Regions from separate parts of the Mus musculus genome. Here all the other regions are linked to region 3. Evidence: chromatin loops called from intact Hi-C (ENCODE). Cell type or tissue: left cerebral cortex. All regions are shown on one strand.

What was found. A loop is a pair of places that touch in the nucleus more often than their neighbours do. Peaks named below come from ENCODE experiments on the same cell type or tissue, not always from the same donor. Only the 100,000 strongest peaks of a DNase experiment are listed, where the experiment ranks them.
Region 1: it touches region 3 in a loop (4-fold over the local background); 4 of 42 quality-filtered maps call a loop at or near these places.
Region 2: it touches region 3 in a loop (2.6-fold over the local background); 3 of 42 quality-filtered maps call a loop at or near these places.
Region 4: a loop joins it to region 3, with 2.1 times the contacts of the local background. A loop is called at or near these places in 10 of 42 quality-filtered maps.

The regions. Positions count from the first base shown.
Region 1 is chr9:42,534,039-42,542,038 of GRCm38, forward strand. Grik4 (glutamate receptor, ionotropic, kainate 4) reads right to left here. Exons shown (of 21, transcript NM_175481.5): 18 at 7,784-8,000; 19 at 3,276-3,404. Among named protein-coding and RNA genes, the nearest start is that of Tbcel, 66 kb to the left of the region's middle. In left cerebral cortex, no CTCF peak of the experiment used is centred here; no DNase peak of the experiment used is centred here.
Region 2 is chr9:42,958,347-42,966,346 of GRCm38, forward strand. It overlaps Arhgef12 (Rho guanine nucleotide exchange factor (GEF) 12), which reads right to left. Exons shown (of 41, transcript NM_001359232.1): 41 at 5,496-8,000. It also overlaps the pseudogene Gm5831. Among named protein-coding and RNA genes, the nearest start is that of Gm36648, 15 kb to the left of the region's middle. In left cerebral cortex, no CTCF peak of the experiment used is centred here; DNase peaks (open chromatin) are centred at 3,038, 3,854, 5,928, 6,258 and 1 more place; H3K27ac peaks cover 1,782 bases.
Region 3 is chr9:42,325,425-42,333,424 of GRCm38, forward strand. Tecta (tectorin alpha) reads right to left here. Exons shown (of 24, transcript NM_001324548.2): 21 at 6,984-7,146; 22 at 5,885-5,972; 23 at 5,500-5,616; 24 at 4,198-4,901. The coding sequence ends at 4,801. Among named protein-coding and RNA genes, the nearest start is that of Gm26272, 12 kb to the left of the region's middle. In left cerebral cortex, a CTCF peak has its summit at 1,412 (motif pointing right); DNase peaks (open chromatin) are centred at 1,033, 1,436, 4,496 and 7,561; H3K27ac peaks cover 264 bases.
Region 4 is chr9:42,384,027-42,392,026 of GRCm38, forward strand. It overlaps Tecta (tectorin alpha), which reads right to left. Exons shown (of 24, transcript NM_001324548.2): 4 at 7,823-8,000; 5 at 4,141-4,278; 6 at 3,633-3,798; 7 at 1-381. Gm47629 (a long non-coding RNA gene) reads left to right here and starts at 1,871. Exons shown (of 3, transcript XR_003948138.1): 1 at 1,871-2,029; 2 at 3,181-4,287; 3 at 6,804-7,343. In left cerebral cortex, a CTCF peak has its summit at 4,631 (motif pointing right); DNase peaks (open chromatin) are centred at 3,254 and 4,613.

The DNA.
Region 1 (8,000 bases), 210 kb after region 3:
GGGGGTGAGGGTCGTGGCGGGGGGGGGGGGGGCGGTTGCGAGGCTGACTCCCATTAGTCTCCCTCTTCCCTCTACCTCCACCTCTGCTGTCTAATCAGTCTCCGTAAACCTCTGTGGAATGTGGAAGGGATTTCAAAGCCAACAACTGCCGAGAATACCTTTAATTTTCCTGTGAATAAACTTCTACCTCAAACTTCAATTTTCATTCCAGTGCCAAGCACACAGACTTCTCAGTAGGTTTTTTGTTTATTTGTTTAAATTCAGGTGAAATTCAGCATCTCCTCTCTGTCTTTTTCCTCATTCACTGGATGTACGTTTGGCCTAGGGTGGGAAGGGACCACGATGTTTCATAGCAAGTGGGTGGGCATCTCCTCTTCTACTCATTACACCCAGATTTCCAATGTTCTTGTCTGGGAACTTGGGAAACTTCAGGCCTTTTGCTTTCTCTGCCCTCTGTCCCCATGCCGCTACCCTGTTTGTGGTATGTCATCTAATTCTGGAAGATCTCTCTGTAGCTCTTACAATCCTCAGCTCATCCTGGGAGTGACACTAGCAGTAGATGTCAGCATGGAGTAGTCTCCTGGACAGGAATAGGCCAGAACCCAACATACCCTGATAAGTCCATCCTTTTATCCATTTTTTTTTTTTTTTTTTTTGCAGAACCTGGTAGCTTTGAGTGTTTTGTTTTGTTTACTTGTTAACTTACATCATCAACATGATCATTTTCCTTCAGCCCACAACAAGAAAATGTTTACATTTCCAAAATACTTCTCTAGCAAACCCAGAGTCTGACCCTTCAACAGCATCACATCTACCATGAGTTTGAACTGTTCAGACAGTGCGTCTCCTAAGGCAATAGCTGTCTTTTGGGATCAGAGATGCTCTCCAAATAATTTCTGACACCACATACAAGACCGGCTCTTGCAGTTCCAGAGCAGCCTTCTCTAGAACCTCTGACATCTACAGCCAGCTTCCTCAAACTGGCCTGTGTGTTGAGCCAAGGCTTCAGCTGCTCCACACAGCCCCTGTGCATTGCCCTTCTCGGCTTCCCTATCCTTCCTTATGTTGCTTATCCGTCTGCTTAGGATCTGGGCATTTTCAAAAATCTACTTTGTTATAGCTCCAATCTGTAAGCATGTCCTGACATTTTGCTCTGTATTTCCCTCATTATTTTCTTCCGAGAATAAAATGTAACTGTCCCCTCAACACTCAACCCAGTCTCTCCCTGTAGTCTGGCCAATACTGAGGCTTTTTGATAATCTTTCCTGAAACTTCAAGACCTTTAATGCTAAGGCTGTATGACTTGCTTTTTTCCCCAGGAACAACAGACCTCATTATACCTCAGTATCTCCTGTTGTTGGATGACTGATTGGCTGGCTGACAGTTGGAAATGAGTCCTCTGTAGATACAGAACAGAACAGATCAGACCATCATTGGGTTTCTCAGAGTAACGTAACCCACGTTCCAGAGCAGAACAATAATAGCAATAAATTGGGATGCTCTGGGTCCTTCCTATGAACAGAACCTAGTATTCTTCAACCTCTGACTCACCTTCCCAGCAAGTCTATAGTCCAGCTGGGTTCTATAGTCATCACAAATGCAGATGTGAGCTCAGCAACAGTAACAGATGCCTACAGTTACACACTAGCAATGGGTGGAGCTGGGATTCAAATGAGGGCTGCCAATGCCCCATGTCCACTCATGGTCACCCCAATGGGTGGCTCTAGCCTTCGTGAAGGGAGCATCCCAAGAAGTGTATGGCTTCGTGACTTCCTAAGTAGGCAGGATTTCTTTTACATTATTTATAACCAGCCTCCTAGAGCCATATCCCTAAGACCTGGCCTTGCCAGATGGAAGCCTACATAGAAGCACTTAGAAACACAGTAGCTCTCAATGTCTTGTGGGATAATCACTCATGCCAAGCAGAAAGGCAAGTGCTTGCTCTCCTTCATCCTACTCCTTCCGAAGGGGGAGCATGCACAGGTAAATCTGTTGCATATTTTAGCAAGGCTGCAAGTAGACTGCAAGGGTGACCGGATGATTTAGTGTCCAAGTCAGTATACGTTGAGAATATGAGCTAGCCAAAAATAACTAGCAGGCATCAGTGAGCCTGTGCATAATCAGAACTCACCTGTCTCTCCTGGGTGCTCAGGGACACTCCACACTCCTTACTGCACAAACAGTCTGTGGCTGCTTTGCATTCAAGCCAATGTAGTGTTCATTCTTTTATTTACCATCCATCTGTCTGTCCATATGTCCATCCACCCAACCATCCATTCACTCAACCATCCTCTCTTTGTTTCTTTCTTTCGAGAAAATATCCTATGCTGGCCTTGGGAAGACAAACCCCACCCTTATAAAATCTTCACTCTAATAAAAGTAGAAAGTGAGCAAATAAAGAATTAGGAGATACGGTACAGTTGTAGTGCAGCCTTGAAAGGAAAAGGTTTGGGTAGAAGGGAAAGGAGTCCTTTCTGAGGGAGCCTGGGTGCTCTGGCTCCAGGTTAGATGCAGAATGAGGGAGGCTTGGGGGAGTTTCAGAAATAAAACAGAGAGTGTTGGGGAGGGGGGATAAACCACATTGGGCCTTGAGACTCCAGGGAACCTGAAACTTATTCTGAGTGAGATAGGAAGTTGTTGAAAGGCTCGTGCAGAAGGATGCCGTGGTCAAATTTGCATCTTAAACATGAATCACTCTGGCCACTGTCAAGACACATAGGAGGGAAGGGAGGACAGGTGTGTGGACTTGAAGGAGAATGTCCCCCATAGCATTTGTATACTTGGTCGGTGATGCTCACTGGGGAGTCTAAGGAAGTATGGTCATTCTGGGGAAAGGATGTCACTGGAGGATGGGCCTAGAGGTTTCAAAGTAATGGGCTGTTCCCAGTTTGCTCTCTCCTTGGTGTTTTCTATTCAGGCTGCGAGTCCCTAGTTACTTGCTCCTGATACCATACCTTCATTTGATCTCTTATCACAGCAATAGAAAAGAATACCACTTAGCTATGGGCCAGGCTGGTGACAATGACATTGGAATTTAGGGGTAGATTCAGATAACATAGCATCTCTAGGGTCTCTGTGTGAAGGGGACACTGGTGCCTATAGCAGAAATGACTCTGGGATAGGTCTGGTTCCTAGCAGCCCAATCTAGGCTTTGGTGTCAACGTATCTTACAAGTGATTGCTTGAACTTTGGGCTGTATAACAAGGCCATGTTGGTTCTGTCAAGTAGGGGGAAGAGCCAAGGGTGCTTATCTTTGGCTCTGTGGTCCTCCTTACCTTTGGCTCGATGGTCCTCCTCCTTGGGACATTTTCCCCCTTCCCACCACTTCCGCTTCAGAATTTCCAGGCGGTTGTTCTCCTGCAGCTGGAGAATGGCCAGGTCGAACTCATCCCGGAACACTGAGCCTATGGAGTCAAAGGAAAACCCAAGGCATGATGTCATTGTTCTCCTAGGCACATGGTGCTCCCCTTCCCAGCATCCTTCCTGGCCACTCTGTCAACCTGAACCTGGGTTGGGGAACAGACACAGCAGAAGGCACCTGTCTCCAAGACCACTCTCCTCTAGTTCCGTCTTCTCTGCTAAAAGAGGGCTTTCTGGTTTACATCGCCTTAGCTCCTCCACTTCCTTCCTGTCACATGACCAACATGGTCATCTTATGATCAAAGACCCGGGATGGGCTGAGTAATGGCTTCCCAGACATTTGTGCTACCCATCTCCGTGCCTAGCACCTTCACTTTCAAATTTAAATAGAGGGTCTATCATAACTCAATGAGCTGCACAATGACACTCAGGAAACTGGATGGAGATGTGACTGTTAGGCTCTAGGAAGCCATCATGTGAGTTCATGTGGCACAACCCCCCCCACCAGTCAAATGTTCAACTTTCTACGTCACATCTATTCATTTCTTAGGAGCTTGTGACTATTGTCTCAGTATACTTTATAATCATTTACATAACCAGCCATCAACCACTGAAAGAAGAGTTAACCAGGGCATCCTCTCATCCTTCTGCATGGAGAAGCCAGTCACCAGATGCCCCCAGCTCTCATAGCTGAGTTCACCAGAGCCTACTGCCCTGCCAATCACTCAGTATCCCTGTTGCCTCTTCTCCACCGAACAGAAGGCTTCTCTCTGTTGGATACAATTCTTTGAAAAAATTTCCAATAGAATATGGTCAAGGAGTTTTGGTTCTAGGATCCAAGTCTAATCATTAAAAAATGGGCTTAAGTGGATTCAAGGAAAACTCAATGTCCTCCAACAGGTAGAGGCCTGTGATCATTAAGACATGGCTGTTAGGAGACTTGGGAAACGATTTGGTTGCCCAGTCTGCTTTCCAGTTCCTACAAAGGTCCTGTGTAGACAGGCACCTCTGGGAATGCCTATGATCTTGGGTACAAGGAAGAAGCCTGAACACAGAAGTGAGGGTTTTTCACATTTAATGTATGTAGGAATCACCTGGGAATTTTGTTAAGTGGAAAGTTCCAATTCAATAGGTTCAGGGCAGGACCCAATATTCTGCATTTTGGGTAAGCTCCAAGGCAGTACCCATGCTTCTGGGCCATAGACTGCAGGACTGTAGAGTAGAGTCTGCCCTTCTTTAGGCACAACTAGGCTGAGTGAACCCACGACACACCTGCAGCCTTGAATGTATTTTTTGCCATGGATGACCATGCACAGTCATCTGTAGAACGGGCGTGTAATACACACTTGTAGTGTACAAGTACATGAGCAAGTTGCCCTGCAGATGTAGACAGATGTTAGGCTAACACTAGCTAGATTTAAAGACAGTACTCCACTGCTTCAAGGCACTTCTATCCAATCCCTCAGTGGCCCAGGGGCTGCCACTGAAGGCTCCACTGCCTGCTCCCTGGTTGCTGTCTCTGCTCCAGAGCCATCTGATTAAATGCCTGCTCCCTGGTTGCTGTCTCTGCTCCAGAGCCATCTGATTAAATTTCCATCTTTCCTTTTTGGGTTTCTTCTTTTCCCTGGGCCCAACCACGCCACGCATTCTGTAGTAACTCTCTTTCCTCCTACTGGAATAATGGCAGGGAGTATAGCCTCAGGGATCTGAATCTTGTCTCATAATTGGCTGCACAGTGCATCAGCAGTTGCATAACGTTGTTCCCAGCCTCACTTGAGGTGAGAACATGAACCGCCCTACAGCACACCTTTACCCTGTCTAGCCTGAGCTGGCTAGCTGGGGGTCTCATACCTCAATGTGGTCTATTCTGGAAAGTATTGTGTTTGAAGAGCAGTTTCCTAGGTCCCAGGCTTTTATTTCTAGTTTGTGACCTTGGATAATTTCTATTCTCTGCAGTGTACCTCTCACATGGTCCAATTAAGTGAGATAATACTCATAAAACGATATCATGACAGGGTCAAGACAGAGGCCTTTCTCTTCATTTTTTCCCTTGCTTATAAATAAAATTTTCTAGAGCTGGTCTCTTTCACCTCAACTATGTGTGGTCAAGTTCCCTGTGAAAGGAAGCACTTGACATTTAGGCTAAATTTATTGAGTCACTAAAGTATTACCAAGGTGGACCCCAAGTTCATTTCATGATCTACCCCACCATCTTGAAAGAAAATGCCAGCCATTACATTTCCCAAAGAAGCTCAAAATCTGTAATATTAATGGGCACTGGAAAATATGACTGTAAACAGAGTCCATGAAGGTTGGCCAGTGCACAGAGTAAAGTTTCTGGTCTACACAGCCTCAGGTGTCAGATCCGACAGCATTCAGAGAGGACTTTCATTATTACCCAGGCTCATTTGGTTGCTTTCTAATCTGTGTTCTAAGAAGCAATCTGCTTTTACCAAACTGCATAGAGAACTATGGGGAAAACGAGGACACTAATATTCCCCAACGAAGGCTAAGTATTAGGCACCTAGGGAAGGCACTTAACCAACTACAGCCCTAACCCACACTCCCTGAGTAGGTATGAGAAACTTAATCCTATTACTTGAATAACTAAGGCTCAGATATGTGGTACCTCTCTGAGGTACCACAGGCAGGTCTCCTCAACTCCAAGACCATGCTAATTATATTCCAAGGTGTGAATGAATTCTGCAGTTTATAACACTGCCAGTCAGGGACAGATCGATCCAAGGGTGTACAATGTGACTACCAAGTCTGCATGCCAAAGATCAGAGCTATCACATGCTAATGTCCCCATGTCCTGATTCTTCTGCCTGTCACCTTCTTCAGGAATAGCCTTACTTCAGGAGAGCCTGACACAGCAGTGCAGTCAATGCTCCACATAGAATCACCCAAAGGCTATGCTTAGATCCCTCACAATCACAACAGCTGAACGAGACTCCCGATTCCCTGGTAGTAGAGTTATCGGCAAAGTGAATGTACTCTGAGAAGCCCAGCTGCAGCACTGTTCTAGAAGCCAAAAAACTTACAAAACCAGATGGCACCCAGTAAATGCATGGTACATTAGTGCCCACTCTCAATGACCCACACCAAGTCAGAGTAGACAGAGCAGTGAAATCTACATAGAGTTTGAACGTCATCTTCTGTAATCTTGCCAGTGAAGTACAATCAGCAAAGGTGATTAGTGCTTGTAGTGCTTCCTTCTTCCCTCTGTTAGTAGAGACGTTAATCATCAGAGAAATGGCCAACATGCCAAAGCAAGAGACAAAGAGAACAAGCCCTAAAGTCTGCTGGGGCACCAGTACTCTTCAATAGTTAGAATTATCCCTGAATAGTGAATGAATGAATAAGTAATCAACTAGTTCTTTAATTACGAATTAGGAAACTGGAGAGATGGCTGAGTTGGTAAAGTACTTTCTGTGCAAACATAAGGACCTGAATTCAGATCTTCAGCACCCAAGTAAAACTGGAGGCATGGTGGTGCACACCTGTAATCCTGAAGATGAGGAGGCAGAAACAGGAAGATCCTGGGGCTTAATCAAGCCAAAGCTGTGAGCACCAGAGTCAATGAGAGATCCTATCTCAAAGCTAAGGTAGAGAGTGACTGAGAAGGGCATTCAATGTCAACCAATGACTTCCACATGTTTGCAAGTGGACACACATACACACAGAGACAGACAGAAACATACACAGACACACATACACACAGACACACACAGACGTACACACATGGACACACACATAGACACACATACACACACAGACACACACACATACGCTCATATACACAGAGACACACATACACACATGGACACACAGACACACACAGACACACATACATACACACACACACACACACATGGACACACACATAGACACACATACACACACAGACACACACACATATGCTCATATACACAGAGACACACATACACACATGGACACACAGACACACACAGACACACATACATACACACATACACAAACACACACACACACACACACTTAGGAGGCAGAGACAGGCTGATCTCTGAGTTCAAAGTCAATCTGGTCTAGAGTGAGTTCCAAGACATCCAAGAATATACAGAGAAACCCTGTCTTAAAAAAAACAAAAATGAAAAAGGAAGAAAGGAAGGAAGGAAGGAAGGAAGGAAGGAAGGAAGGAAGGAAGGAAGGGAGGAAGGAAGGAAGGAAGGAAGGAAAGTAAAACAAGTCCACGTGCTTGTTTTGTTTTCTTTTGTTTTGTTTTGTTTTGTTTTTTAACCATAAGGAAGCCTACCTAAAGTCGTTCTCAAACCTGTTGGTTCTGGAAACAGGCTAATGAATTCTAGACCGCATTCAGTGGCTTTGGCTCCCCTGACCCTGCCTGGAGGAAGCTATACCCAAAGGTTGTCGCTCTCCTGCATACCGACTGGCATGCCAATCCCATAGCCCTTGGTGTCCAGCAGGCCCCCAATCTGAGTGAGGTTGCAGTTTCGCTGCCGGTAGTACTCATTCATGGTAGACTCCAGCAGGAAGGCGTAATTGGAATTCAACACTCTGGCAATCCCCTCCTCCGTGCTCTTCACGAACACACTCGGCTGCTTGGAGTACATGTAGTTCCACATGCGTTGGTAGGTCTGGTA
Region 2 (8,000 bases), 630 kb after region 3:
ACATGTGGCAAAGTGACGGAATGCAAAGTGCTGTAGCAGGCAGTTCACGGACACCGACATAAGGGACAGCCCAGCACAGAAGAGAGGAGGGGCTGAAACTAATTTGAAAACCCAAGAGGCTGAGCTTGCTGTTAAGAGGAATAAGTGGTGGGAGAAAGGCCTTGACGGTGCATGCAGTTCGGTTATGAGCACTGGAGGCTCGGTTGGCAGTGCTCAATCAATTTAGGCGTGTCCATCAGGAATTGAAACTGCAGCAGTCTCTGTAGAGCCAAGTGACACTCATCCCACGCGGTCCAGCTGGATTCATGCCAGGAACCTTGTACTCACAGAAGTTTATGGTTGCAATTACTTTATAGAATTTCTTATCAGATGAAGGTAAATAAAATGTGGTATACCTATGCAATGGAATATTAGTTAGCAGAGTGAAGTGTTGATGCATGAAATATGAGCCTTTATAGCTTTATGCAGAGAAGCTAGTTGTGAAAGGCCACATAGTATATGATCTATTTGGATGAAATACAACCAGATAAATCCATGGGGACAGAAAGCAGTCACTAGAGGCTAAGGAGAAGGGAGGCTATTAGTGGGATGTGGTGAGGAAATGCTCTAGAATTGAAATTATAGTTGGAAAAACAATGGGCAAAGACCATTGAGCTCTACACTTTTAAGTGGTGAATTTTATGGAACATGTGTGTGTGTGCGCACATGCATGCACACTTGAATGCACATGTATGCATGTATGTATGCACATGCACAAGTGTTTGTGTGACATGCATGTTTGTGAGCACATTACTCGCCACTCTTTCAATCTTTTGTCTTTTATTATTGTTGTTTGTTTGAGTGCACACACATACCACGGTGATCAAAAAACTCTGTGAAGGACCGAGCCAATGTCACCACATTGAGCAGGTTGAGAACATCTACTGAGCTGTCTCATGAGCCTCTCCAAAATTTTTTATTTAGACAAGTTGACTCAGTGAACCTGGGCTTGTCATTTCAGCTGAGACTCTAGGATCATAACTTTCAGCACTAGGATCTCAGCCCCTTCCATGTCTCGCTTTTAGGTGGGTGCCAGGGATCTGAACTCAGGTCCTCATGCCTGAGGAACAAGCACTTTACCCACCTGCCCAACCCTACAGGGTATTAGATTTGCAAACACTTCAGTGTGGCTCAGGCTAGCCTCACACTCATGATCCTCCTGCTGCAGCCTTTGGAGGGCTGAGATTAAAGGTGTGATGCACTAATGCCTAACTGACTATAAGCACTTTTAAGGAAGAAGCTATTTCTGCAGCCAGTAATAAAGGCAAATTCTTGAACCCTGCTTCCACTAAAGTGTGCATCACAATCACTCCTAGACTTAGTAGCCTTGCCTGTGAAAAAGGTGACACGCACTTGATAGGTGGGGTTTGTCAACAATACGGCACCTGCAACCGGTGTTTTTCATTCTTGGGTTTTGAGTTCTCTACAAAAAAAATGTGACTTTCCACAGAATGACTGCTTGGAATGTGTACTGGCTAGTTTTGTGTCTACTTGACACAGCTGGAGTTGTCACAGAGAAAGGAGCTTCAGTTGAGGAAATGCCTCCATGAGATCCAACTGTAAGGCATTTTCTCAATTAGTGATCAAGGGGGAAAGGCCCCTTGTGGGTGGTGCCATCTCTGGGCTGGTAGTCTTGGGTTCTATAAGAGAGCAGGCTGAGCAAGCCAGGGGAGGCAAGCCAGTAAAGAACATCTCTCCATGGCCTCTGAATCAGCTCCTGCTTCCTGGCCTGCTTGAGTTCCAGTCCTGACTTCCTTTGGTGATGAACAGCAGTATGGAAGTGTAAGCCAAATAAACCCCTTCCTCCCCAACTTGCCTCTTGGTCATGATGTTTGTGCAGGGATAGAAACCCTGACTAAGACACAGTGTTACTAAGATGAGGGTGTGGGGAAAACTCAGGTAGGTCCTGGGGGCGAGAACTGATGGGGACAGGAAATGAGAAGTGTGGGCAGGACCTGGACACCTGGAGAGAAACGGGGGCATCCAGACTTTGGGAGAAGCAGAGTGGAGGTGGGCAGGACCGGGAGCACCAGGTCAGGGAGATGGGAAGGAGACTGAAGTGGGGCATGGAGGGAAATAAAGCTGCCTAACTAAACCAGGGACACGTCTCAGACACTGAGCTTAGTCTCTAGGGCGGTAACCACAGAGTCTGTCTGTGTGGGCTTTAGGACAGGCAAGTGGCACGGTGATGAGATGGCTGGGTCTTTGGGAGACTCAACTGGGTAGTCACATGTGTGGCAGACTGAAGAGAGAAGGAAGCAGTGAATGCGGGCGTCTCCTGTGGCGATGTGTGGCAAAATGACCTGGTTATGCTGGAAATGCAGCAACAGGGACATCAGAGAGCTGGGAAGGAAAAGATCACAAAGCCGGCTAACAAACATCGCAAGGATCCCGAGGTCAGTGTTTCTTTTTCCCTTTTCTTTCTTTTTCCTTCTTCAAGCTATCAACAAACACTCAGCAACCCCTTGTTTCCTAGAACAAAGCTGGAAATAAGTTAGTCAATTAATCGATGGCCTCTTTGGTCACCACTACCCAGCTATTCTGGCTCCAGATAACAAGATTCTTATTTCCATTTCCTAGGTCTGCCCAGCCTTGATTGCAATTCCGCTCAATGTATCTTTGAAGAGAGATGAAGGAGCGAGTTGAGCATGTGAGTTAATCATAGCTCATGTTTAAAGACCCAGAACCTACTCCACCTAAGCCCATTAGAAAGCAAATACTCCCACGGGGAGCAAACATTAGGCTCCGTATGTTCCAAAAAAAAAAAAAAGTCCATCCCATCTCTTTTCACTTGGGCTGTTAGTGTGCAAATGTATCATGGCATTTTGGGTTCCCTGGCACTTACTCTCCAGGATAGACCCATCACAGTAGCACATCAGCTGCCCAAGTCATCTAGCTAGCTAGTTCACATTCTGGGGACGCAATGCTTAAGAACTCCCTGCATTTCAAAAAGGCCCTTGTTAAGGACAGCAGAAATGGAGACAAAACTTCATAGTCCCTCCTAAACCGATGCACAGCGAGCCTCCCAGCACCAGCCAGGGAAAGCTCTTCCTCCACTGGCCTGCCTCTCACAGCAGTGGTGGGAAGTCAACTGCGCTCTGCATGCTTGGAGGATACCATTCTACTGACTGAGCCGCAAGTTGGATTTTTTTATTCTTTATTTTTGGACAGGCTTTATATAGCCTGTCCTGAAACTATGTACATCAGGCTGGCCTTGAACCTACAGATTCCCCTCTTTTTTTTTCCCTGGTACTGGGATTAAAGGTGTGTGCTACTATGTCTGGATATAGTATATAAATGGAATGTTTTAAGAATAAAGTTACCATATAGGTTTGTATTTAACTATAATTACCTTTTCCAGTTATGTGTGATTCTTTTATTTCCATCAATAAATTCTAAATTTCAAGTATAAAAGAAAACCTATTACTTCACTAAGCATATGAACTATATTCTGGGACACAGAAGCCATTGTGTAGCACACGCTGGTATCCCAGCCTAGGAAGATCTCTAGGGCTTGCTGGCCCATCAGTCTGCAGTTCTAGGCTGGAGATAGACTGTCTCAAAGGAGATGAACAGAGCTTATGACCCCCGCCCCCGTGTTGTCCTCAGTGTCCACCCACAGATACGTACTGCACATATGAGCATGGACATACATATACACATTTTTTAAAAGATACAAAATGTGACTGGGAGGCCAACATGGCTTCCTTTCTCCAGTATGTGTTCGATCAAGTATACGTGCATGTACGTGAAGTGTGATGGTGGAATTATCTTCAATCAGTTCTCCCTTAGTCTCTGCAGCAGGGGCTCTCAATCAAACCCAGAGCTGTGATGCCACTAGTCTCACTATCTAGTTTGCTCTGAAATAGTCTCTGCCTGTGGTTGAAATTATCCATAGGCTGCTAGCCTGCCTGGTATTTATGTGTGATCTCAGAAGCCAAACTCTGGCCTTCATGTGAACTTGGGCAGCAGCTGCTTAATCCAAGCCCTCCCCCCAGCCCAGCCATTTTGTGTGTTATGTATACTTAGTTTGTTGTCTTTTAAGGAGTTTTTCCTTGCTTTAGGTTTATTTATTGAACTTGAGTTTAAGACTGAGTCTCAGAAATCTGCAGGAGGTCACACAAATGGAATTTGATAGTTTTGTAATGCTTTGCATACAGAGATGTCTGTGTGAGATTTTAATATCTTTACACAGCTTGTTACCTTACCTGGTAAGGGCGATCTTCTTTGAATGCATAATAAGCTGGCTTCAGACTCAATAGCCTGTGGGCAGTTGAGTCCATGTGAGAGAATGAAAACTGCAGAGGTAAGCCCAGTCAAGATCACCCGACAAGGGCGAGGAGGGGCGGGACTGAATCCCTTGGCGCTGTGTGGCCTGTGTGCCTCCTGGCTATGTCAAGGAGTCAACAATTACTTCTGTAAAAAATGACTAAGACAGGAACATGTATGTGTGCGCAGGTGCCCATCAAGGCCAGATGGGGGTGTCAGGTCCCCTGAAGCTGGAGTTACAGATGGAGAGAAGCCACCTGGTCTGGCTCCTGGGAAGAGCACCCCCGGCCTGGAAAGGCAGCACACGTTCTTAAGCCGGGCCATCTCTCCAGCCCCACAGGAGCCGCTGTCTAACAGGGCTTAGACTACAGTTACCATAGGAGAGGCTAAAAGGTTTAGCTAAACTATATCCCACAGTATTAATTATTTGTTAAGCATCTTATTAGGCTTTTCAGCCAGTGTATCCTCGAATGTTTAAAAACATCCCAAGAAAAGGTGAAATTATACCTACACCTCAAAATACAGACAATGCTAAAGGCAGTCAGCCTTCTAAAAGAATGACATGCACAAATAGGCAGAACCACTTCCTGCATGTGCCACAAAAGCTGACACATGGATCTCATCACTTAAAAATGGAAAAACAGCAAAATTAATGTGTCATATCAAGTTTTTTTAATGATGTAATATACCAAAAATTGTAGTTGAAAGCTATTTTAAAAAAAGACAAGTGTCTCACTCAGGCTGACCAGGAACTCACTATGTAAACCAGGCTAGCCTTAAACTCAAGGGCCCTGCCTGCCTCAGCTTCCCAAGTGGCAGGATTAGAGCCTGGTATCAAGTGTATGCTACCATGCCTCCATCACTGCTTGAAAACCAAGGACAAAGCTGGCTTGTTACAAGGGCAATGTCAGCTGCTCACACCACTGCAGAGGTTCACACTTCACAGCGATCTAAAGACTAGTCTCACCAGCAATGAGACCGGAAGCAGCAGGAAGGCCAGGAGAGTCACTGCTAGGGAGGCTACTGACTCCTTGTCCACTTAAGAACTTGGTGGCCGGCTGTGGTGGGGTCACCTAAGACCTCAGCACTCACGGAGGAGCACAAGGCCAGCCTAAGGTGAGAACCCCATGTCAAAACACAACTTACAGAAGACAAACAGGAATACATACAAAGAAAAAGTCACATACTCAGTTCTTTTAAGCTTATTTAATATTTGAATTCTTATTTTCTATTTTCCCAGACCCCAGAAAACAGAAAGTTTTAGATGACCCAATATTTTGTTCCAGAAACATACAGCCTTATCAGCTAATTCATAAAAGAGCTTTTTACAAAGGTGCATCTGGATAATTAGAGCAATAAAAGTCTTTTAGGCATTTCAAAATGTGATCAGTAAAAATACATGATTATTAATAAGGTTTTTTTTTTAAAGATAGTTCCAGATTTCTCTTAAAAGCAATTTTTGTTAAAGAGTAAATGATTGTATGGTGAACAAGTAAAGTGAGACAGCCTAGTGGGGAAAGAGAGGCTCATTAAAAACCACCAACAGTGTGCACGCTACGGTCCCCTGCTGTAGTATGTCTGCTTAGCGGGTGGCACCTGGCAATGGCTGGGAGGGAGGGACTGGTTTCTGAGAAGACCACCTTTTCCTGATCAGTGTATTACCCAAACCCTCAGCACCCATGGGGAAGGCAGCCAGACGGGAACAAGAGCACGCCTTTAAATAAAGTACAGTTTTACAGCTCACACTAAATGGGGGTGAACTGTCAAAAACAAAAACAAAAACCAAAACCAACACAACGTTAGGGGGCGGGTGGGCAGGCGAGCGAGACCTTGCAGAAGTCTGTTTTTGTAGATCATGGTTTTCGGAGCGTGGAGGGAAGCAGGCACAGAGCAAGCTCAAGCAGGCGGCTGCAGAGAAGACAGCTTGGGCAGGGTACCAGCTGCAGGCAGCAGGCCAGCGCCAGTGCCCAGGAGCGACGGGAAAACGAGCCCCTGCAGTAGAGGCAGCATAAAGTCTTTTAGCTTCTAAAATTCTGGCAACAAGGACTTTTCTCTTCTTCACTCCCCAAAAGACAATGAAACAAAATACTTTCTAAAAAAGGGCTTGTTCTTTCTAGAGGTCATTAGAAGTTGTTTGGGGCACTGGTAGACTGCTTGCCTTGCACAAATGAGACCCTGAGCTTGGTCCCCAGTATTACAAAATTAGATAACAAACCTATGTACACCCACAATTTTGGCCCAGGAGCACAGCAACCCACACGTGAAAAGAAGTGTTCCTGTGTCATGTGTTCCCCAACATATGTGCCAGAAGACCTGGAAGCAAGGATGGGAAGCAGCCAAGGAGAATGTGTGGGCACCAGGAGGAACATTCCTGCAAGAAAACCCAAGAAGCAGAGAAGAAAAAAGAAAGGCCACAACTGGTCAAAACCAAAATGGAGAAAGCCAATGAGTGTACAGAGAAAACGTGGCAGAATAGCTGTTGTCCAGGCAGCTTTCAAGAGAAAGAAAATGAAAAAGAACCCAGGACGCACTGCTAAGATCAGGGGTCTAAGAAGACGCAGAAAAGAAAATGCCGATTTTAGTGCTGAGTTGCTTCCCGTGACGTGTGGTAACTTGAAGGGAGTGTTACACAAGGATAAATTCAAACAAGGGATATCTGTGAAGTCCATACAGTGTCAGAATGGAAACTGGTTCACACCCTCGGAATTTGAAATGATGGGAGGCTATGGAAAGTCAAAGAACTGGAAACTGAGCCTGCGCTGCCATAATTGGCCCCTCAAACTCCTGATCCAGAGAAAATTTCTACCCAATCCTCCACGGATACATCGCAAAAGAAAAGAGCAGAGAACACAGAACTTGCATCGTTCCCCAGCTGACCCTAGTATTCAGAACTCAGATGAATGTGAGGTGTGCCGGGATGGAGGAATACTCTTCTGCTGTGATACTTGTTCCAGAGCCTTCCATGAGGACTGTCATATCCCAACAGTGGAAGCTGAGATAACACCATGGAGTTGCATCTTCTGTAGGATGCAGTCCTTAGGAAGTCAACCGAGTCTTCCAGAATCTGAGATACTGCAGAGGGAGATGGCTCCCCAGGAACAGTTGAAGTGCGAGTATGTTCTCTTGAGAGTCTATTGCTGTTCTGAGAGCTCCTTTTTTTCCAAGATGCCATATTATTATTATTTTAGAGAGATGACTGTGGGTGTGCAAGAGCCTATGTGGTTGAACATAATCAAGAAAAAGCTGAGTGACCAGGCTTACTGCCAAGTAGAAGACTTTGTGCAAGACATGAGGCTCATCTTCCGGAATCACAAAATCACGTTCAAGGACCCTAAGTTTGGCGAAATGGGACTTAGACTGGAGTCCAAGTTTGAGAAGAGTTTCAAGGAAGTGTTTGCTATTCAGGAAACAAATGAAAAGAGTTGACTGAAATCAGAGACATGGCTGGTGTCACCTGGCCATGTCTGGCTCACCTGCAGCAGCAATGAGTGTTCTTTATAGACTCTCTCATTCCCGGATGATTACTCTTGGTCATATGGAAACAGGTGCAGCTAGGAGTTACACCTCCTGGCCTGGGGGTCCATCCCCCTTTCTCCCCATGAAATCAAGAGTATGGTGCATTGCTGCTCTCTGGTCTTCAAGGGTCTAGGCTGGAGCCTGTCTCCAGCTGGCTTTGCTCCACCACCACTCCA
Region 3 (8,000 bases):
ACTGTAGCACTTAAAACTCTGAGCCAAAATACATCCTTTCTTCCTTAAGTTACTGTGTCAAGTAATCTGTCGTGACAATAAGATAAAGAGCCAATATAGTAACAAGAGGATACCACTGGGAACTATGTCTTTTCTGCCTTGGGCTAAGACATAACCTAGAAGCAAAATTCTACATGACTATAAGGGTTTTGTTTGTTTGTTTTGTTTTGTTTTTAAGAAACTTTAGTAATTTGTGTAGACTCAAGTATTTGCAAGCCCCGAGGCAATTAAATATGTTACTTTCTTCAATAAAATGTTTGTATCCCAATTAAAATAGAACAACATAGTTGGAATTTTTTTGTACACTGAATTATTGCATAAAGAAATTTAAGAGTTAGGAAGAAGCCAAGAACTCTGGATTCCTGCTTATTAAAATATTGCTCCCATTTAAACACTTCTCATTAGGAATTGATCATTATTGAATAAATATACATGAAAATCCCCCATACATATATACAAGACGGTTTGTGCTTTTCCTTAGCACTTGATGCTGTTTATCCTTTAAGTTCAATTTAACACTTCTGTAATGTCTCCTCCAACGTGCAACATGATTCAAAGCCAAACAATATTAAATACAGTGAGAAAGCATTGGTTATGGAGGATGCTACATTTGCATAATGTATTGCAATTTCATCTAATGGGAGGATATCTTAGTTCTCCAAATATTTCACAATGGATATTTTATGTTAACAAAACAACAGCTAACCTAGAGGCGATGTGCAAACAGCAGCACGCAACCAAATGTACAGTGAATATAATCTCTCCATTTGTTTTCTCAGTATACAGAATTTGATTGTCGAGTTCTTCCTGGAATGATGGCCCTTTTGTGTTTTTATTTCTATCTATAGACATTGAGATCTGTCCCTCTGCCATGGCAGTGTTTTCTTAGGAGGGAGCCATATTTCAGTGAGCATAATTAAACCATCACCAACAGAACCTTCCATTAGTCAGAGCAGAGAGCTACTGCTCTTGCTTGGTGGATACACATCAGAGGAGTTTGCATTCTGCGTCGGGGGAAAGGCCAGTAAATATTTCATGAGCTCGTCTCGATTGGATTGTTTATTTCACAACATTTAAAAGAGATACTTAATTTTTCTCAGTAGCTATTTTTTGTCATCGAGTTAGAGAAATAGATATTAAGGACAAAATTTGCATGGGACGCCCAAAGCTGGTATTTTCTCGGAGCGAGGCTTACTGTGCGCATAAAAATAAATCTTACGGTGTTCTTTAGAAGATGCCCTTGGCATCTCCTGTGTTTTCTAAAGCTATATTCTGGTAATGTTCTGTAGCTAAGGTGTGGGGAGGCGGGGATTGTAATTTGATTGCTGTGGTTTCATATAATTCAGGTTTCACGCTATATTAAAAATGGACACTAGAGGGTGCTCTTTGATTTTCTTTTTCTCTGGCCTGGCAGCCGATGTCGGTACACCCAAGCCCTGAAAATTTCCCCAGTGTTCTAAGCAGGACAAAATCGCAGTGATGCATGCGGTGCGGAGACACCCTGAGGTTTGGAAGAGAGTCAGAGGGGTTCTAACAGGGGTAGCTTCTTAATTAATTCAGAATTAGTAAGAAGCAATGCTTTGTATCCCAGCCCTGGTGGCTGTTATCTTTTGATAATTACTTAATTCCTTTGGTTGCAAGGAATTTTATTAGATTTCAAGCTCTTGTTAAATGTCAAACGATTCTAAAAATAGTTGGAATATTAGACTATGTTAAATAATTGGTGCTCTTAAGCTCTGCCGTGAGGATTTTGAGTAAAGCACACACCTAGCACTGGTTAAGAAACCAATTATAGAATTCCCAACTGTCACAAATAGCAGCTCCCTGCTCCCCGATGTCTCCCTGGGTACTGAATACCATCAAGGCTGCTTTGTTTTCTCCTTTCTGCCCTTTGCTGACCAGACTCTTTCCCTCTTCCCTGTTTGAGTACAAACAATTATCTTTTCTGTTTGCTGGTTTGCGGTAGGGTCTCACACAGCCTGGAATGGCTTTGAACACCTTAGGTTACAGAACCCAGCTTTGAACTCCTGACTCCCCTGCCTCCACTTCCCAGGGATTAGGACACTAGGGATGTACCTCCATTTCCGGCGTCAGAGGTATCTTAAACTCTCGCGTGGCTATGTTTAACAAGTGTCATTTTCGAACATAAGAAAGAATCTTTGAGGGTCAGCAGGATGGCTCAGTTGGTAAAGGCTGTCAAGCCAATTACTGAATTTGATTCCTGGAACTCCAAAGGTTGAAGAAGAGACTCCATGGGCACAGGTTGTCCTCTGATCCACATGGACAGGTGAGGACACGTGGGCAAGTAAATGAATATAAGACAGAAACCTAAAGAATCTTTCTAGAAAAGTGTATGTTCCCATTTTACAGGGAAGAAAACAAAGGGGGCAGTATTGAGGGCGTTCAAGAGTCACACTTGGGGCAGAGGATTGGAAGAGTCAGGGCTGGATCCTGGTTTTTCTGTCTTTAGAGAAACAGGCTAAAGGGCCTGCCTGTGCTGTCATTTGTGAGGGAGTATTTCTCAACTCAGAGAGACATGCTTGCCTTGAAGACAGCTTGAAAGCCATTGCTGCTGGTTTCCAGTCTCCCTTACAGGCTCAGGGCAGGTTTCCAACTTATGGGGCCTCTGAAAGTTAGTTGATGGCCATGAGACTTGTGCTAGCCAATGGAATGGGAACGGCAACAAGGAGACTTCCAGGCAGAGAAGTGACAGAGGCAGAGCTGTGGGAGGGGCCCGAGCTGCTTGTACTCATTCCTTAAAGCCGCGCACTCAACTGGCGGCATTAAAAAATAGTGACGACACCATCAATCTCCTTTCCAGGAGACCAGCGAACGGCAGAGTCCACAGACATGAACAAGAAGCAAGTCTGTGCGGCTTAAGCCTTCGAGACCTCGGGGTCTCAAACTGTGTCTCCATAGTGTGGCTTACTGCAATGGCATACAAGTGAAGGACGTCAGACACATGAGAAAGCCAAATGCCAGTGGCAAAAACGTGGCCAAAGGACCAATTCATTTTATGTTCTGTATGTATGATGACACGCATGTATCTATGTGTGGTCACATACATATGATCACATATGTGTGTGCACCTTTGTGTGCAGGCACTGGAGGCCCGGAGTTGATGTCACGTGTCCTTGTATCACTCTCCTAATGACATTGTTATGAGAATGAATAAAGATAGATTGCTAAGTAATATTTACTGGGTGTTTTTGTTCAAGCTTTATCTAAGAAACTCAATGAGGCATTACTGTGCTTGACCCATCTGATTGGGAAGCCCCAGGCTTCTCTGGGGTGAATGAAGGAGACACAACAGCTTGTCTGAGTCCTCTGCTCTCAAGGAGCCAGGAGTAAACAGAATACACAGCCACCATTGGTTTCTGTCCCAGCAAGGATGAGTGTTGAGAATTAGCCCCTATTGGTAATTTTGAAGTTTTCATCCACATTCAATATTGTCCCCAGTGACCCTAAGGTGTCCAAGCTGAAGCACACATTTCCTACCTTCATCTGTCCCCAGCCCTCTTTTAGCTCCTAGGCACATGCAAATGCTCTAAGCTGCTAGGACTTTCTGGTTCTCCCAACAGGGTCAGTTCAGGGGCAGCCTCTGCCTCTACCTCACTTCCTCAGCTCAGTGGCAGAGAGATGTGGGTGCTTTCACAGGTAAAATGGCAGCCGTTGTTGGGGGCCCAGGTAAAAAGAAGCTGTGGGTTTCTGTTTAGTTTTTCCAGAGTTCCTAGACCAAAATATATATATATATATATATATATATATATATTCTAAACTGCCACCTATTTGAATCCAATGTAACTTCAAAACAAACTTGAAGGATGGTCTACTGTGTTTCTAACCTTAGAAAGGAAGGAATTCCAGGGAAAGATTTAGCAGGCCATATATCTTATAGTTAATTACAGTATATGTTTATTTGGCACTTACAAAAGAGGATGTTGCCTGTTTCTCTTCTGCAGAGTACCTCTATGCTCTGAGGATGCCCCTTGAGCACATACCAGCAAGGACATCACACATACATGGAAGCACGGGCTGGCCATGTCCACCCACTGCAGAGGCCACAGCTCTTTCCTTTCTGCTTTTAATCCTACCATGCTGCAACTTTATATACAGAACTCAACAACAGGAGGGAGTCCAGGAGCCAAATAACAAGAATACTTGAACACAAAGTTTATTTAAGGATAAAACACATTAAAAATTATTTGGTTGATTTGTAAAATGTGAAGGGCTGGGTTTGAGGATCGGGACGGGCAGGGTGAGGTTCTCCAGGTCTACAAACATCATCTCCAGTGACTGAAGCTGGCACGGCAAGGTGGAGGCCACAGCAGGAGGGGGAGGAGCTAAGCAAAGTGAGCTGAGGGCAGTGTTGGCGAGGCTCCACAGAGAGAGACGCAACTTTAATTCAAAGTCACAGCAATAGCCTTGCCTATAACCACGGTGTTCCAGAAACAGCGCGGGACAGACCAACTTTTCTGGCCAGCTTTCCCATCAGACTTCTGTAGCCAGAGCTTTCCCTGGCTGGCTTCTGGCCTGAACCTAGGTACCCAGTGCCAGCTGTTTGGCATTGAGGGTAAGAGCGTGCTTTCCTCCCATTGGCTTTGAGAAACCACTATTGCATACTGTGGAAGAGGAGCCAGGAACGTTGGTGTCCTCCAGATCTGACTGCTGGAGGAAGGTGGCGTGAGTGTGAGAGGCTGTTTTGACTTGGGGACACACACTTTTATACCTACAGGGACTGAAGAAAGCACCCTGAGTTCGTTATGAGGTTGCGCCTGATTTATAGATCAAATGCCACAGTGAGATCTGGGTCATGATGAGAAGAAGTGTCCAAACTTGAAGTTCCACTGAAGAATTAGAGGCTGGGGACAGAACAGAGCATAGCAAGAACATATCAGTTCAACAGGGTTCCGACCTATGGGCCGCCCTCACATTAAAGGGAATTCCTTAGGGAAAGGGAAAAACTCAAACAGACTGGATTAAGGAAGGAGAAAAGCAAATTAATCCAACCTTTTAGAGAGCCCTGTGCACCTCAGAGGGAGAGCCGGGAAATCAGATGCCAATGTGATTGGCTTTCTGTCTGCTTGGCTCTATTTTCTGGACCTCATGGGTCTTCTGACTCAACTTCCTAGTGGCTGGGTATGTCCCTCCCACCATGTCCAGCTGAGACTACCAACTTAACACAAGAGGACTTGGGGTCAGATTTATGGCCAACACAGCCTTTAAATTACTAAGTCAATTTTGTCTTAATTGCCCACTTCTTCTAGATGAAAGACCAGGGACCCAAGAAGGTTTGGTTTTGATGGTACTAGAACTCCTTTGGTGTTTCCCTCTCTGTCTGGGATTCTCTGGGATTTGCACAGGCAAGAAGCTAACTGGGCTCCAGTGAGCTTCTCCTTGTTTGTAGGAAAGGAGCTTCCTTGGTCACTTAGCTGCCTGTCTCCTTCAGGAGAAGCCCACCTCTGCAGCTCCTTCCATCTTCTTGCAGGGATCCGGTCACACAGCTGCACAGAGGCCCGTCGACCCGGCTGGTGCAGATCTGCTCACAGCCGCCGTTGTCTTCACACCAGTCCAGCCCTGAAAACGGACATGTGGGAGACTTAATGATAGACACAGCAACATGGCACCATGATCAAGGCGGAGGAGGGGCTTCAAAGAGAGGGGAGAAGAAAGAGTTGTCAAAAGACAATGAAAAGGTTTTCCTGGAGGACACAGGCAGTCCACTCATGCCCCTGTCTCTCGTGTCTCCTCCTCATGATGGACACACACCACAAGGCAGGCACGCCCGAGCCTCGAACTCCCAATGTCTTAGTAATCTATAGTGTGTTTTAAGGAACATACATACTTTTTCTCCTAATGGGTCCCACTGAAATGATCTGTTCTTTGTGCTCTTTTGAATAATCTGTGGCGATCCTGGAATTTTGTGGGCAATTCTGAAAGACAGAACACCAGAGGGAGATTTCACACAATTAAGCTGATAACTTATTCTCCACCATGTTTCCACCTCCAAGAGAGACAGCGGCTTCGGCCTCCAGCGCTATTGCTGCTCAGATTAATTAGAACCAATGCATTCTTGATCATCGGGCCCACTGGGACTCTAGGCTTTATGTCAAGCAGAATTAAATATACTCTCCACACTAGAATGAGATTCAAAGAGGCTCTACGCTCAGGAATGAACATTGTTGGATCTCGTCTGATACTAATGTATGCAGCACCATCTGTAAGTAGCTCTGACCATAATTCACATCTTGCTCCTGTAAACATGATGGAAGCATAAAGATGAACTGCGAAAGACTAGGAGTGAGACTCTAGAGCAATACAATCTTGAGGACATAGCCACCCATGATGAGGATGTCAGTCTGGCACAGAGGAGATATCAGTTTTGCCCCTCATCTGCAACCTCACCCAGTTCCAGACTATCAGACCCTAGTGCCGTTCTGATAAACTGTGAGTACTTGGATAGACAGTATTTAGAGTTTGAGAGCCAACAGAGCACAGGCTATTTAATTTATTATGCATGACTCATTATACCCCTCGAGACTACTGTGATGCTCCTGACCCAAGTCAATCTCATCTGTTCAGGGTATAGACACTCTTGGAGACATTTTCAAGGTGTTTCAACAGTAGAATAAACACCACTGGTGTTTAGAGGCCCGTAATGCTGTTAGCACCCTACACTGCATAGCTCAGCTCTCCTACACAATTACTCTGAGATGTCAGTGGGCCCAGGATGCATTGTCTAGCGTGAAGTCAATGGCCTTGTGGCATGTCAGAGACTGACTACCTGGCTGGGCATCATTCCACTATATTCTCTCTTCCAAATATGACCACCCACCCCCGAGTGCGTTTGAAGGGCTCCACTGTGGACGCCTGGTGTCCACAGTCACCGCGGGGCAGCAAGCAAGAGCAAGGTTGAGTGAACACTTGGCTTTTTGTACACTTACAATCTTGCAAGAGTATTTCTCTGAGTCACAGAGGGACACTGCACAGTGAAGATGAACTTCATCGTAGTCTCCGATGAACTTGAAGACGGTGACGTGGAAACGACAGGTTAGGGACACTCCGTTCTCCTCTATGCCAATGGTGTTGTCTTTGATGTTCTGACATCTACTCAAGAAAAAGAAAACTTGATGAAACCCTAGCCTTGTTTGTATTCTCCTAGAGGTTAACCCTCACCTTCACGTCAAGTTTCCATGTTTCACATAGAACAACCGTAAACGCTAAAAGCGGCTTTGCATCTGGAAGTGACCTCTGGATGGCTTCTGTGCGCTGTTTATTATCACTCCCTCTGATTTTCACTGTTTGTTTCGCGACAGCGACTGCTACTTTGAATTGTTATCCGGACTGCTACTGCCAATGAGATGTCTGTGGGGACTGCTCTCAATTTCCCCTCGCTTCGGGGATCTCAGTCCGCCCCCTCACCGTGCTGTGTTCTACAGAGGAGGATTTAACAGGCACATGTCCTACATCCTCGGTTTTTCTCAGTTAATTATCAGAGTTGGCAGGGGCCCTGATTCAAACCCTTCGGGACTCTTCCCACACTGAAGTAGGTAGGAGCTGTAGGAGAGGAGGGGCAGGGTGGATGGATCCCAAGGATTGTCTGATGGACGGGGAGGGACTGCCTCTTTCCCACCTCCCTGCCTTCTTGCCATCTAGCCAATTCTCTGTTCCCACCAGCAGCACATCCCCCAGGTTGGTTGTTTTGCTTTGACAGTCACTTAAAACTTCTCCAATGTCGTCTCTTTTGCTCATGTCTCCTCGACATGCTTTCCCCACTGGAAAGCCTTTCTGTTCTGCTTTCTTGGGCCCCAATCAATAGCATCCACCTCCATATAAGTAACCCTTACACTCATGCCTGAACCAGGCACAAGTAACATTTCCTAGATTTGACAGCTACACCCTGCTGAATTTCTCCAGTCTAGGGATCAAGTCGCAATTACCACTGTGGCTCCAGCCCACTA
Region 4 (8,000 bases), 59 kb after region 3:
GAATCTTGTAGCCATTGACCTCGACAGAGAGCTCCTTTACCCACGAGACAGCAGAGCCCCCTCGGTGCTCGTTCTTGGCCTCCACACTGAAGAAGGGGAGGCTGGAGGTTTGTAGACACTGTCGGGCCAACAGGTAAGCACACGAGCCTTGGAAGTGGAAGAGGAAGCCATCAAAGGTGTGGTAGTGTGGCTCCCCGAATACCACACAGGTACTGGTCTCCACTGGGCTGCAGTAGAAGAACCGACCCTTGGGTTCGCACACCTCGTAGGGGCTACAGGAGGCCTCCTGACAGTAGATCTCATTGTTGAAATCCAGACAGCGACACTTGATGGTACAGTTCAGGTCATCCCAAAACACCTCCCCTCGACGAAGGAACTGTCCTGGGAATAAGGACATGAGAGCCAACACTTACTGAGTATGTCCCCTCTGAGCCAGGTACCAGGATAAAGGCCAACCCACTTGTGAACCCACTTAGCTAAGGATTACCGATTGTCTACCTCATTTGACAATCAGGGAAACTGAGGCCTAAAGAGCAGTTGAATAATTCATTCAGCATCGCTCAGCAACTCAGCCAAGACTCAAAGCTGAGAGGGTCTGAATCCAGTGTTGAGCTGATAACGCCCCAGCTGGTGAGTGAGCCCACATTCAAGCACAGACACACACATTGCCTTCATCTGTGGCAAAGTCTCTGACCCACAGGAGCCACTTTCTTTTCAAGAATATGAGCAAGGGCATTCCAAAAGAAGACCCGACTGATAGCCACAGAATGCAGCAATCAGTTGCATGCTTGCTAATTTGTTCATTTAATCAGCAGTATGTACAGCATGTACCCCCAAAAAGGTCAACAGCACAAATCAGGAGGCAAACATAAATTTCAGCTTCCTGGGAATATTCTAGAAAAGATTGACCTCTTCTGTGCTACTTTCAAAGGTTTGTAAATCCTATAGATGCTGTTTAGGCTGAACTCAAGCCCTTGCATGTTGTCTTCCCTCCAGCTCCAGGACCTGCCCAAGTCTGGTATTTCTCTCTCTTTATCTTCTGAAGAGAACTTTCTGACCAAGTCTAGGTCAGGAGGAGGGCCAGGTCATGGTTTTAAGGCATGTACTAATTTTTAATAAATATTCACTCCCATTTATTTGGCAGACATTTACTCTTTAAAACCATTTCCCTAAATAAATTATCTAAAACATACATACACACCAAGACTCCTGAATATTCTGCAAGCTGTCCAAGCCTACTGGCTTAATCCCAGCAGAAGGCAGGGGTACCTTAGGAATATCTCTTGCTATATTTGCCTAACACGAACATGTACCAACAAGCAATTACGCCTGCTACCTGTTGAGATTTGCACCTAAAAGGAGATAATAGACGTCTTCATATTCCCAGTAGGCTGTATGCATCCGCCCTTAAAACAAGCCCTAAATCCTCTAGCACTTTGGCACCAGCTCAAGGTTGCATACATTATAAAAGCATTTACTCAGTATCATTTCCAGTCTCTATATCTCGAGGCTTCCAATAAATGAGAGTGAAATGTCTCTAAATAGAGGAGGTTTGAACCAAAAGGTAGATAGATGCTCTGTGATAATTTTGTTTGTGAAATGATGATTTAATAAGCCAGTACTATGGGACAGAGTCCCTTGCTTATAACCCGGGCCAAATCCCGATCTCATTAGATTGATAGACGTCCAGGGGCACATAAAAATGCACAAGTCCTGTGTGGATATTGAATTTGTCCTGCATATGAAACCCAAACACATAACTCAAGAGGAAAAGCAGGCAGCGAAAGCGAGAACATTGCACACAGCTGGCACCAGACCATGCCCCCAGCGCTGCCAGCCAATGCTGTCCATCACCACACTGTTCATTCCCGGGACTGAGGTGTGAGGCTGCCACTGAGAACTCGCATTGCAGTCCGTAGTCACTGAACTCTTCAGCGTTTGAATGAAAGGGAAGAAGTGTGGGGGAGATAGCCTGGGAAGTCAAGAGGCGAGAGATGAAGCGACAGAGAGACAGCGTCTCACACAGATGGTAAGTAATATTGTGTTGACCCTCCCGCAAGGGAGAAGGAACAATCTCAGAAGTCATGGGGTAGGGGCCCTGGGACTACATCCCCTTCCCTATCCAGTTGAATACCCACTTAGCTACATAGCACTCACTTGTTATTCCAGCATGGAAGACTTCACAGAGTGCAGGGCAAAGATGCCCAGGCAGGACAACTTCAAACATGAGCTTGCCTTAGGGCAAGTCAGAGGTTCAGTGCTCAGTGGGAGAGAGCAGAGGGCATGGGAACTTCAGACCAGATGAAACTGGCTTTTCTCCATAGATTAAACATTTGAAGCTGAGGCAAGAGATATGTCTGGCAGCCAGCTATACAGAGCATGCTTTCTACCCAAGGAGGAGTGATCTCCTTAAATGATACAAAGGGCTCTTACAGATCTGCAATCATTTTGTCCAACACTGCCCATGTTTCCACAATACTCTGTACCATGTGTATTATATATGCTGTGCTGTGTTGACATTACACCTATGTCTATTTCTGCCACCACAGTGTTATCATGGGCAGCTAGAATAACTACTGACATTGCTGCTATCTGAAGAGTAGCTGGGGTTCAATGGGTCTATTACATTGTTTTTAGGACGATAAACTGTAAGTGCATAGACAGAGGTAGGCATGTGAATGGATAGGTTGATAAGAATAACACATGATTGGAGGGATGGGTGGAGAAGGGTAGATGGAGATGGGGTGGCTAGAGAGAGGGCTATTGGATGGGTGAGCCACTAGGCAAGTGGCTGGAGAAGTGGATTGATGGGAGAGTAGTGGAGATGGGTGGACAGCTAGGTGGGCATCAGATAAACAGAAACATTTTTGCTTCTTGGGGCTGTAGCCTCTACCTCAACACGCAGAGATACTAACAGAAATCCTGTTTCCTGGATACCTTTGAATACACAGGAGCAGGAATCAATACACTGGGATGTTCCTGCGAGAACTCCCGGATTTGGTGGTTGAGAAAAGACGTCACACTACAGAGGCCAATGAACAGGAAACCCACAGAGGTGCCTCCCCACGGGCCTAAAGCGTCTCTGATTCCCCCAACCCCTGTATGTCTTTCTACCCCTGAGAGGGTTTTAGGTTTTAGAAACTCTCGAACTCAGCTACTTTTTCTTTCTCCTGATACCAGGAGCCTCTGATTTACCATCACAGGGACCTGGCGACACTCCAAGCTCACCCACTCCTGGGGATCTACGAAGTGCAGATGGTAGAACAAGAGTAAAGATGAGGAGAGACTCTTAAAGGGATAGCAACAACAACAACAAAATAAGGCGAGGCAGGGGAGCTCCCTTCTCTCCATCTGCCTGAGAAATCACTCAAGGCCCTGCTTCACTCTAGAGATATTCCAAACTGTTAGCCGCATGCACATCACAGGCAAGGACTCCGAAGCCTGCTGCATGGAGTCTTGTTCCCTGGGTGGGGAATGTGCAGGCTAAAATTACCTTGATGTCCATCACAGAGCTGAGAGATGTCATGAGGGTAAGGCACCAGGAATGAATCCTCCCCGTGGCTGGAAAGCTCACCTGTCAATATAAGGAAACCCAGCCCCATGCTGTCAGAGAAAAGGGGAAAGCTTTTTACCTCTAGAGGTGCAGCCATTGGCCGGGTCAATTTCCTTCCCGTCAACTTTAAATGCCCAGCGTCCTGGAACATTGACATTTGTGGTCTCTTGAATATTTACAATCTCAGGGGTCCTTGATCCCGGAAGACTGAAGAAATTCGTGAGGTTTCCACCATTAAATCCTGCCTGGAGCACACACACACACACAAAAGGGGTTTAAGCACTTACCATCCCTATTCCTTAGCTGACTCGATTACATTAAGAATTCATCACACTTGGAAACAATGTATCACTTTTTCCTGGATTCCATGAGTCACCATTCAAGGGGTGGAAAGCCTGCTTAGTTCACTCCATGCCCAGAGTAAGGTATCAAAGATAGATAAGGCTAGCCCCTCAGTATACCTACAAGATCAAAAGTGTGCTTCCAGAGCAAGGGTATTAACGGGACTCTGTCCAGGATGCCCAGCAAAGCAAGCAAGAGATATGGTGATATAAATCTGCAAGAGGATGATGCAGAGAACCTTGTACCTGTGCCATCACACCTCCAAGGCCTGTTAGAGGGTCGCCACCGCTGGCTGTCCCAGTCGTCCAGTTGATCTCATAGTAATTAAAGAGCGTGAATGTGTAGGAGCCGTCGGATACCAGCACAGCCTGGAAGGTGTTCACCTGCAGAAGGTACAGAATGCTCATGACTCACGCTCTCAGGAGGTCATCACACAGTGGTGGCTACCCTACCCTCACCCCCCGCCCCCCCCTCCCCCCCGCCACAACCACTCAGTGCCTCTAACCCTCCAACAGCTCTGAACTGCACCACAGCCCAGCCCTCCTCACACCCTGCCTCTGCTCAAAATGTGTTCCCACCTCCAGGGCAGAAAAGCAAGATGTGTAAAACTCTGCATCCAGCTGAGAGGTTGCCTGAGAGAAACCTGGGGTCTGACTCAGTGCTCCCCATCCCCATCTATCTTGGACCAAAACAGAAGATTCAGAGTCCCCTTTTGAGCATGCGATGCCTTGAGAACACCTATAGATGGCAGCATGAGAATAAACTATAGGAAATATCAAGCCAGGGACCTCCGTGCAAATACCTGCACCCAGAGCAGAGTAGGCAGGGCGGGGTGGGGAGGGACACAGTGAACCCAAAGTCCTCTGGAGCGGGCTTTCTCTGTTCCTGGAAGACATCACTATTCTGGATCAGATGTCTCACCCCACCCCCACCCCCCCTTTAAGATGAAAGTTGGGAAGTGATTTTTAAAGAAGTTCTTTCTGGAAAGAAATTGCTCTTCTAATTGAGCATTTATGCATTAATTTGTATCTGTAATATCCTCTCAGTACTGCAACTCAGACTGGGCAATGGTTTGGGTTCCTTCCATTTAGAGCCGAGCAGCTAAGGACTAAGTGAAATGAGTTGCTGGAAATTGTGCTATGGAACACAGGACTGCAGCCAGAGCACCCAGCCTACCTCTCAGAGCATGGTCACTCCAAGATGTCTTAGCCTTAAGCTTTTAAGAGGACGGGGATGTTATAGGAAGCCAAACCTTGCAGATGGTCCTCAGAAATAAGCTGCATCTGGCCTTAGCCCTTACTACGTCCCTTTCCTCATCCCCAGCCTTGGGCCTGTGCTTTCAGGAAATGCAAATCAAAATAGAATCAAAAGTAGCAGTTGCGCCCTTTCTCTCTTCAAGCCTCTTCCTGGCTGCCTGATAGCATCCCAGTTAACATTCTGTGCAAGAGCAGAGGAAGACCCAAATTCCTATCCTGTGTAATCAGACTGGGATGGAGGATCTTGGAAACCCATTCTAGACAGGTCCAGGGAAAAGCACTTTGCTAGTAAAGAAAAGCCCTTTTTGTAAAAGAGAGCCTTCTCCTCAGGCCCTGTGCCTGACACAGCCGATGGCGTTTATGATAAAGTTGGCTGGGTATATGACTTCGTTCTTTGGGCCCGTTGAACAAAAGAGGAAAGTAGGACAAAGAGATGAATGATCAATAAACTCAAGGTTTCTACAAGATCACTAGTGGGGACAGATTTAAAGGATAGGTGCAGAGCCAGGGCCATGCACGGTTTGAAGCTGGGCCTTTTTCATCCCCAAATTCCCCTGCAGAACGGAATTTCTATCAACATTTGTTGGAAATACCTTTGACTCAAGGAAATACCTTTGGGATCAACCCCCAAAATCACTCCATCCCTTCTTATCCCCACCCTGACATAAACACACACACACACACACACACATACATACACACAAACACAACACAGTCACACACACAAAACAGACACACAGACACATAGATACACACACCTCATCTGCTCTTACTTACGCACACAACCCTACCCACACGTATTTTTTCAATACTCATTTTAAGACTTCCCTAGATCTGGTTTTGCACAACCTTGTTTTTCAAGAATTCAGAGAGCTCCTTAGGACACTTCCTGGAGGAGGCAGCTGGAGACAGTTAGGAGCCACCCTGAAGCGTTCACTGTGATCCATTGCTCTGAGGCTTAGGAGGCCTGAATCTCTATTATGGTCACCTTGGAACATAGATGGCACTTGGGCGGGGGTTATTGGGGATTAAGAAATAGCTGAGTACAGGACTGACACATAGTTAAAAGTTCAGTAAAAACTGGCTCTCCTGAAACACATCCATTTCCTTTTCAGCTGGGAGTGTCTTGTCTAAAGATCTCTCTACCCCTTGTTTTAGTCTTGGGTGGTCCTGGGTGGAATAGGTAGGCCCATTTCAAAGGTAGGGATGGATGGATGGACACTCTGCTGTTCTATAGAATCCATCATCTTTTCCTTTCCCTCTAAAAGCTCAAAGCCCTTCAAGGTTTCATCGTCCGTCCTCACAGAAAGAGATCGCGCTTGCTTTAGAAACCCCATCCAAACTACAAAGCAGAAAGCACCTAAATTATCCTGGCAATTTTTACAGCCAGCAGAGGGTTTAATGGGGGAAATGGTGGTCAGCGTTTGATGGGCGTCCCTTTTCTCCCCTACCCCTTCACTGACACTAAAATTTATCGATCGCTGGCACCCTGCATCCCTACGCTGTAAGATATGAGGCTTAAAGGACATAAAACATCACCCGAGGAGTCTTTAGCGATCCATAACGTGACAGAGGGAGACACATGCTTCTTTAGAGGGGTTATTTCTAGCCCATGCATCTGGTGCTTAAACATGTGTCTTTCTGTTCTGCAGGACCTCTTAGCAATAAAGTGCTTCGAGCTGCTAGACAGACGATGCTAAAACCCATCCCCATTGTGTCCTCGCTATGAATTGCAAGACCAGCACTTTTTAACCTCTCTCTGCTACACAAGAATTTCTGTCCCACCCCCGAACAGTCAACTCATTGCCAGGAAAGCAGATGGAATTACAAATAACCCTAAGAAAGAAGAGGATAGATTTTTTTTTTAAAGTTTCTCTGCTTACTAGGAAACTACAGTTGAAGATGGGTGTGATTTTGACTTCAACGTCCTCCACTATCACGGTCACCCAAACAAGCTGTATGCATTCATGGAAACTGGGGTTTTGTCCCTTTAGGCAGAAAGTTGATTATCTCTATGATATTACCAGAGATAATCTTTTTTATTTGACTTTTATTTGACTGCTCATTTGGGATTTCAGAGCAGATGTTGAAACTTTATTCAGGAATTGCTTTAACTGCCCACTCTAATTAACATCAAGTATGAATCATTTCAGCCCTGGTCACAATAAAAAAAATGTCATAACATAATAAAATGAACCAGGCCGTTTGTTCCCCCAACCCAGCACCCTGCTTCTCTCTTGCTACCAGATTTTATGGAGGGGAAAAAAAAGGGGAAATTATCGATGATGAGAAACATTTGTGCCTCTGGCAAGAGAAAAAGCCCTTTGTGTTCCTCACAAGATCCATAATCACACGGCCTGGAATGAGTCGCTTTGCCTTTATCACTCGCTCACAAAAGAGAATGCTACCTCCTGCAGTAATATTGTCGAGAGACTCCTTTTAGACATTGGTAATGAATTGAGACTGGGATGACACATCTGAAATGTTTCAGCTGACTAGACTGGTTCATGCTGATATTTCCCTCCACTTCCTGGAAAATGGGTGGCGAGACCTATTAGTTTAACTCAAGCGAACTGACACTCCTCCACTCTACCAATTACATCCCTGCTCAGTAGTGAGGACGAACAGGATGTCAGAGACCCCGTAGAAAGTGGAAAGGCTGGGTGATTACAGGCGTGGTACTGCTGCCTCCGTAAAACGTGACTTCCTCCCAGGTCACAATGAAAACCCAAGTGGCAGAGAAGGTGGTCATGTCTTTGAAGTACTTCCTGATGTCCTTGGTGGCTCTTCTCAGGATGGCGGGGTCCATGGTTTCTCTGTAATAGATCTCACCCCGAATTCCATTGTGC